3 separate regions of the Homo sapiens genome follow, and regions 2 and 3 are each linked to region 1. The links are chromatin contacts, found by Hi-C or POLR2A ChIA-PET in ENCODE. All regions are on one chromosome and are shown on one strand. Each heading gives the region's core, a stretch centred on a gene start or an enhancer-like site at or near the end of the contact. The rest is flanking DNA. Distances are from core to core; before and after follow the strand shown. Region 1 has its middle 36 kb from the start of LINC00862. Region 2 has its middle 77 kb from the start of LINC00862. Region 3 holds the start of LINC00862 (long intergenic non-protein coding RNA 862).

Region 1 (2,626 bases), core at 72-2,571:
GTCATTGGCACACAGTAGATGCTCAATAAATATTTTGTTGTCTCCCTACCTCCTCATCTATTTATCATTTTCTTTTTTTTTTTTTTTTTGAGACGGAGTTTCGCTCTTGTTGCCCAGGCTGGAGTGCAATGGCGTGATCTCGGCTCACTGCAACATCTGCCTCCTGAGTTCAAGCGATTCTCCTGCCTCAGCCTCCCAAGTAGCTAGGATTACAGGCATGCGCCACCATGCCCGTCTAATTTTGTATTTTTAGTAGAGAGAGGGTTTCTCCATGTTGGTTAGGTTGGTCTGGAACTCCTGACCTCAGATGATCCACTTCCCTCGGCCTCCCAAAGTGCTGGGATTACAGGCGTGAGCCACCGCGTCCAGTCTTACTTATTTTCTAAAACAGGATCCCGCAAACTATAGCTCAAGGGTCACCTCTGCCTGTCACCTGTTTTTATATGACTTGTGAGCCAAAAGATTTTTACATTCTTAAACGGGTAGGGAAAAAAAAGAAGAATTTATGACATGAAAATTATGCAAACTTCAGATTTCTGTGTACGTATGTAAACTTTTAATGAAACACAACTGTGTCCATTCATTGACATATTGTCTATGTCTGCTTTCAAACTACAGTGCAGAGTTGGGTAATTGCAACAGAGATCATAGGAACCACAAAGCTTAAAATATTCACTATGTGGCTCTTTACAGAAAAAGTTTGCCCATCCTTGTCCTAAAAGATAAATAGAAATTGCTTGAAAACTAATAATCACTCTGCTATTCACCCTCAGTTATTCATGTACTTACCTGATTGTCTTTCATTCAGACACTTATTTATTCAACAAATATTTATTGAGCATCCACTTCTTCTACCAAATAGATCAAGGGACTCAGCTCTGTTTGCCCTCCCATAGTTGGGGAGGTGTGTCAGGGAATCGGGGGAATGTGGCCCCAGTGATGGTGACTGAATTTGTGTTAACCCACCAGCTCCGTACCTTTGTTAAGGTGACATATGGGGGCTGTTGAATAGAAAGAAGCCACATACATCCCATGGGGCTTGAACCCAAGCTTTTGGCATGATGAATATCGAAGCGCTAGGCAGGGTCTCATAAATGGAGGCCTGTTCTTTTAGATCAGGTTTTTCTTTTTCAGTCTGGGACTCACCTGTTACTTTTCTGGGCCTTGAAGCTCTGATCTCTGCTTTTGTCTCTCTGTCTTCTGCATCTCACAGTGTAAATATAGCTAAAACATCCGCAGACACCCTTCTTCCTCTTCCCCTATGGTTTCCATTTCCTCTGTCCTCTGTCCTAGCTGTTAAAACTACATTAGCTATGAAGGGGGTCAGAGGAATGAGAAATAATAGCTGTAAATATTTGTTAGGTGCCCAGCACAAGCATTGTCATTTTTAATCTTTTCTTTAAAAGGTGGGTACTTTTATTGTTCTCCTGTGTTACAGATGAAAAAACTGTGGCTCAGAGGGGCAAAGCAATTTGCCCAGTGTAACATCTGTGAAGCAGTGAAGCCTGGAATTTGAACCCAGGCAGTGTGACTCCAGAGATGGAGCTCTTAAGTATGGTGACGGATCAGGCATATCTGCATATTCTATGACAGGAAAGCAGTGTGGGTGGAAAATAGGGGTGCCTTCCTTTTTTTGTAATGGCAGTTTTGGCAACTCCCTCAGGTAGATACCAAAGAGGAAATTGGTAGTCACTGTCAGACCAGACACCCTGCATCTCAGAAAGAACATTTACTACCAAAGGGACTTGGAAGTGCTAACAGGCCGGAAAGAAACTGGATGAGGGACAAAAAAGACTGACACTTGTTCTTTCTGCTGGTGTGGGGTTATCATGACTTTGCAAGATCAAACATCTTGACAAAACATCAAAACATCTTGACATCTGACAAACCAGGTTGGTTCTCAGGATCGACTCAATGATTGTCCAAAATACCAGGTCATAAATTTAACAGAACTGACCCAACCAGCAATGCCCGAGGTGCCTGTGGAATGTTAATCATGTTACTAGAAAAAAGGAGGGGTCAAATAAGTATGGGGATGTAGAGTTAAACAAGGGTAAGCAGGATCTTAACTGTGTGAACTTCTGTGACCCTCCAAGAGGGACAAACTATGGATGGCAATTATCAGACCTCGGCCATGTGTCAATGGCTATCTCAGGGGACTGGTGTTCTGGGTGTTCCAGGGAACTCCTTTTGGGCAATGCTGCTTTAAGCCTTTCCCTTTCCCTTTTCCTTTTAGCTTAAGAAATCCCAAACACGTTTGTGATTTCAGAGCAGTCTGTGTCTTGTGTCAATTCATTGCTGCTTCTAGGCTAGGAAGGGAAAAGGGTTGCCATATTTCCAGTGATGAAAGAACTTTGTTAGGAAAGATGTTCAGATTAATAACACAAAATTAGATTGGAGTTTTTTGAGAGCCTTTCAATTATTCAGCAGTGATGTCTCAGTAAAAGTGGAAGTAAACTGGGACCATGTAAACCTTTCTCAAGTGTTAATGTTTCACATATTTTAGTTTGTTTAGTCTTTTACATATTGTTCAAACCATTAAGTTAGACCTCAGAATATAAAGCATGTTTATTTTCTAATGATAAACGAAACACATATTTATGTGACTAAGATGTGGGAATTGTAG
Region 2 (2,626 bases), core at 86-2,585, 42 kb after region 1:
GGTGTTTGGGAGACAAAAGCTGCAGGACTTGCTGGTGTCATTGAGCTCAATGGGTCGGGGGCTTGAGCAGCTGAATGAATGGTAGAACTGCAGGTTCTGACAGAGAAAAGGCTTTATGGGAACAGTTTTAGTCTTTAGCCCTAAAAAAAAAAAACAAAAAAAAAAAACAAAAAAACATGGCAGGCCGGGTGCAGTGGCTCATGCCTGTAATCCCAGCACTTCAGGAGGCCGAGGCAGGCGGATCACGAGGTCAGGAGATCGAGACCATCCTGGCTAACACGGTGAAACCCCGTCTCTACTAAAAATACAAAAAAATTAGCCAGGCGTGGTGGCACACATCTGTAGTCCCAGCTACTTGGGAGGCTGAGGCAGGAGAATCACTTGAACCCAGGAGGTGGAGGTTGCGGTGAGCCGAGACTGCACCACTGCACTCCAGCCTGGGTGACAGAGCGAGACTCCATCTCAAAAAACAGAAACAAAAACAAAAACAAAAAAACCATGGCAAAGGCCAAACTAGAAAAGTTATTAGTTAATATGTGCCAGAAGTTGAGTTACCATTTTTTTTTTTAAGAGGTGGGGTCTCACTATGCTTCCCAGGCTGGTCTCAAACTCCTGGGCTCAAGCAACCCTCTTGCCTCAGCTGAGGCTACAGGCTCATGCCCCTGCTCTCAGCTTGAGTTGCCAATTTTAAAGGTTGTGAAATAGGATATCTAGGTTTTAATTGTTGATATTAATTGTTGATACTAAACTGTTGTGTTCGTTTTATGAAATACTGTTTTGTTAATTGCTGAAATTAAACTGGCTTTAGGGACAAATGAACCATCTCCCAGTTTGATCTCTTGGTCCTTGGTCGGCAGAGCTCACCCTTTTAAGGTGGCATATTTACATTCCCTGCCATCTTTTAGCATCCCTTTAGCTTCAATTTTCCTGTCTCTTGAGGACAGAATAGCTTTAAATTGTAAATGACTGACTTCATGGTGATACTAAATATTTGTTGTGCTGGTGTCTTCATGGCTCAAATGTTCTGGAATGTTCTTTTTTTCTTTTTTTAAGATACCGGGTCTCACTATGTTGTCCAGCTGGTCTCTGAACTTCTGGGCTCAAAGCATCCTCCATCCTCAGCCTCTCGAGTAGCTGAGTTTATAGGTAGGGGAGCCACCTCACCTGGAGTCCTATTTTTTACTGCCTCTTGACAAAGCAACCAAGTTTGACACAGTGTTTATTAGGCAAAGGAGTCATTCATGGTGGGTAAATATTTATTTTTCTTCCAGCTTACCCAATGTGGAGGATATTTTTAGCTCAAGGCCTGTAGGGAATGGTTATTAGTAGCAGGAGTAGGGAGGTTTGAAATTCCAAAGGTTCTGTCCTGGACTTGCCTATGGCAAAATTTAAAACATTGCTGTCTGCTATGGACTGAATGTTTGTGTCCTCTCAAAATGCACATGTGGAAATCTTAATTCCCAATGTGGTAGTATTTGAGGTCAGGCCTTTGGGAGATAACTAGGTCATAAGGGAGGGAGGCCTCATGAATGGGATTAGTGTTCATATAAGAAGAGACAGAGAGAGATGATTTCTCTTTCCTCCATGTGAGGATGCAGGAAGAAGCTGTCTATAAACCAGGAGGAGGTCTTTCACCAAGAACTCAACCGTGCTGGCATTCTGATCTCAAACTTCCAGCCTCCAGAACTAGGATAAATACATTTTTGTTTAAACCACTCAGTCTGTGGTATTTGTTATCACAGCCCAAACTAAGGGCACCATCTAACATATTCTCTTCATCTTGCAAATACAAAGATTATTATAAAATGCTTTTAGGCTGGGCATGGTGGCTCATGCCTGTAATCCCAGCACTTTGGGAGGCTGAGGCTGGAGGATCAACTGAGGTCAGGAGTTCAAGGCCAGCCTGGCCAACATGGTGAAACCCAGTCTCTTCTAAAAATACAAAAATTAGCTGGGTGTGGTGGCATACACCTGTAGACCCAGGTACTCGGGAGGCTGAGGCAGGAGAATCTCTTGAACCTGGGAGGTGGAGGTTGCAGTGAGCCGAGATTGGGCCACTGCACTCCAGTCTGGGCGACAGAGTGAAACTCTGTCCCAAGGAAAAATAAATAAATAAATAAATAAATAAAAAGCATTTAATTTTTTTATTGCTTAGTTAATAATAAACATGAATCACCAGCAATGAGATAAGTATTCTCAAGAAACAGCTAGTGTTTTAGATGTCTTATACTGTACCTCTGTCCAAATAATTCTAATTTAGTGGTCAAATTATTACATTTTTAATGTTGTTATTTTGAAGATTATTTTATTTACTTATTTATGTAATTTCAACTTTTATATTAGATTCAGGGAGTACATGTGCAGGCTTGTTCCATGGGTATATTATGTGGTGCTGAGGTTTGAAGTATGGATCCTCTCACCCAGGCAGTGAGCATAGGGCCCCATAGGTGGCTTTTCAACCCATACCCTTCCACCCCTCCCGCCTCTAGTAGTCTGCAGTGTCTATTGTTCACATCTTTATGTCCATGTGTACTCAATGTTCAGCTCCCACTTAGAAGTGAGAACACGTGGTACTTGATTTTTTGTTCCCACATTAATTCCCTTAGGATAATGGCCTCCAGCTCCA
Region 3 (2,626 bases), core at 47-2,546, 36 kb before region 1:
ATTTTTACAATATAACCTCACTGTGGATCTCATCTAAGCAGGTTTGGTAACCAAAAGCTCAAGAGCGTGAGATTGAGACCCCAGAGAGCTCATAGCCTGTCACAAACCAGCTGTGTAACCACGGACCTTGAGGAAATGAACCTTATGGTCCCTTCCGTCTCTAATCTGTGACTCCATAGCCCCATTATAATATAGCCTTTTCCCAAACACTGACCTTCAACATAGACCCTGGGGGATTTTTCTATTAAAAATTTGCAACTCTGCACATTTTTATCTGCTGATGCCTCTTGGAATATTAAATGCTTAGAAAGCTGTCGTCGGGATCACATTCTGGAATCTTGACCATGTAGTCATCTGAGTGGGTGTGACAGGAAGTATACACCAGCAGCATTTGTGTCTGAGTGTCCTTCAGACACTGGGATGGCTGCACCTTTACCCGTCCTCTCCAACTCTCTCCACCTAGAAAGTATTCTTTTCTCTTAATTTTGTTAGAGTTATATAGGAATGCTCCTTCAGCAGAAATGACAGAGGCTGTTGCTCTCAGAATCAAATGCAATAATGTGACCTGTAAATTCCTGTGAATATTTGGATATTTTAGCGATATTTGTTTATTCAGAAGAGATTCTGGATGCAGAACTCTCCTCCTCTCTGTTCTCTAACCCTGCTTTCCACCATCATTCTTCTCTCTCTAGGGCACAGAGAGAATTAAGAACAACCTAAGGTAAATTTTTAACAAGATGGTCTAGCTTGAGCTCTGTAGGCTTGACTGATGAAATAAGTAGTAGTTTTTTGCTAAAATAACCACATTGTTTGCAAAAGTTTTCTCCTTTGAGTTTTCTAGGGTCATTACAATGATCTAACTGCCTTACCTGCTTTTGAACTGGTTGAGCCTCTTGTGGGACCGAAAACAAAAGAAGGGTGTTGAAATGCAAATAGATAACTCTGGGTCCCAGTCCCTGACTGCAAAAGGAAGCCAAAACTGACAACAACGTCTCCTTCTCTACGGAGGTTTGTAGAAAGGCTGTACAAAAATCTCACAAGATGTATTTCTTCTCGTGGACTGGAGTCCCAAGGTAGGTAAGAAAAACAAAAACAAGATAAAAACAAACAAAGGATTCCGTACTTGGAATTTGCTCAGTACCAGTTGAATAGCTAATTGTTTCTTGTGTTCTTCCCCTCCCCCCTTTTTTTCTGCCTGAATAGATAATCCTTACAAAACATCTATTCATTCTACAAGTGAAAATTTCAAGAATATTCTATACTGACCTTGGCAAGAGTAATGGACCGAGATTGAGTGATGAATTTGTGTGTGTTGTGGCTGATGTGCATTTTGGTGCTTTGTATGCAAGTTTAAGAATATCTTAGCAATAGGAAAGGAAGATTTATGGCAGTTTAATTAATGAATATAATGAAGGCTAAAACTTGTAGATAAATTTATAAGGTACACAATTATTTTTATAGCTTATTTTTAGCACAAAGGTGATTGTATTTTGTTGCTTTAAGAAAGGACCTCTTGATAATACTGGCGTGTTTTATATTTCAATGTGACCAGTTTAACTGATATGCAAACAATTATTTTTTAAGGGAAATAAAATGAGGCAGTAGTACAACTTAGCGAAGAGGACACTGTGGCAGATTCTAACGACTAGATTAAATTTGAGCTCTTATTTGGCTTTTACTACCAACTGACTGCATAACTTTGGGTCAGTTATTTGGCTCTTTTTTTTTTTTAATTTACAAAATTAGAATGAGAACTACAGATAGTGAAAATATTTGGAAAAGCTTTTTGAAGTCCCACGTGAAAGGCATCAGAAAAAAGAGTTGGGTGATTTTTTTTAATGGGAAATAATCTGATATTGTCAGTAAACCTAAATTTTTTGTATATTAATTTATTTTTTAAGCTGTTATTTAATTTCAGGTGCTTAAGAGCTCTTCAATTTGTTAATGGAAAGAAACACCATTTACACCGGATGGCTACAAAGCAACCTTATTCTGGTAAAATAATCTCTTAAATCCTTATATACACAGTCACTAACTGTTGGCTTTATAAGGTCAGTAGTAGCAAAACAGCCCTGTGGCAGTTAGAAGCTCAGCATGTCCAAGATAGCACTAACGGGGAACAAACACAAAAAACAGCAAACAGTTTAAACAGTACCATTTGATTTGAATTTAACCCAATCTTAAACAGAGGACTCTAAAAAAACAATTACCAGCAAAGTTACATTAATTAGGGAGATCATTAGGTTGTATCAATGCAGTTTAGCTATGCCTTTTAAAAAGTGAAGATGGACTAGAAGCGGTGGCTCATACCTGTAATTTCAGCACTTTGGGAGGCCAAGGTGGGAGGATCCCTTGAACTCAGGACTTTGAGACCAACTTGGGCAACAAAGTGAGACCATCATGTCTACAAAATTTTAAAAATTAGCTGGGTGTGGTGGGGTATGCCTGTGGTCCCAACTATTTGGAAGGCTGAAGCAGGAGGATCGCTTGAGCCCAGGAGGTCAAGGCTGCAGTAAGCCATGATTGTGCTACTGCACTCCAACCTGGGCAACTGAGTGAGACCCTGTCTCAAAAAAAAGAAAAAGATTGAACTTGCAGGCCAACATTTATTTCTGACTATTGACTA

The links. A loop is a pair of places that touch in the nucleus more often than their neighbours do. ChIA-PET counts read pairs that join two places held with the same protein, here RNA polymerase II (POLR2A). Pooled maps may share reads with other maps.
Region 2: a map of Caco-2 shows a loop between it and region 1 (4-fold over the local background). The contact joins two enhancer-like sites. A Hi-C loop is called at or near these places in 2 of 168 maps with a recorded cell type or tissue (Caco-2 and PC-3) and 1 of 50 pooled maps. POLR2A ChIA-PET finds 5 or more read pairs at or near these places in 10 of 52 experiments (B cell, CD4-positive, alpha-beta T cell, Caco-2 and 7 more).
Region 3: a map of Caco-2 shows a loop between it and region 1 (5-fold over the local background). The contact joins the promoter of LINC00862 here to the enhancer-like site in region 1. A Hi-C loop is called at or near these places in 8 of 168 maps with a recorded cell type or tissue (Caco-2, Calu3, HepG2 and 5 more) and 3 of 50 pooled maps. POLR2A ChIA-PET finds 5 or more read pairs at or near these places in 16 of 52 experiments (A673, BJ, H1 and 12 more).

Annotation. Positions count from the first base shown.
Region 1 is chr1:200,336,631-200,339,256 of GRCh38, reverse strand. No RefSeq gene overlaps it. Among named protein-coding and RNA genes, the nearest start is that of LINC00862, 36 kb to the left of the region's middle. Within about 2 kb of position 1,321, at least 4 of the 41 ENCODE cell types and tissues checked have a DNase peak (open chromatin) inside an H3K27ac peak, as active enhancers do; they include OCI-LY7, PC-9 and Panc1, where a contact is called at or near this core.
Region 2 is chr1:200,295,085-200,297,710 of GRCh38, reverse strand. No RefSeq gene overlaps it. Among named protein-coding and RNA genes, the nearest start is that of LINC00862, 77 kb to the left of the region's middle. Within about 2 kb of position 1,335, at least 2 of the 41 ENCODE cell types and tissues checked have a DNase peak (open chromatin) inside an H3K27ac peak, as active enhancers do; they include PC-9, where a contact is called at or near this core.
Region 3 is chr1:200,372,462-200,375,087 of GRCh38, reverse strand. It overlaps LINC00862 (long intergenic non-protein coding RNA 862), which reads left to right and starts at 1,296. Exons shown (of 5, transcript NR_040064.1): 1 at 1,296-1,441; 2 at 1,919-1,995. RefSeq lists enhancers at 1-1,015, 2,412-2,626.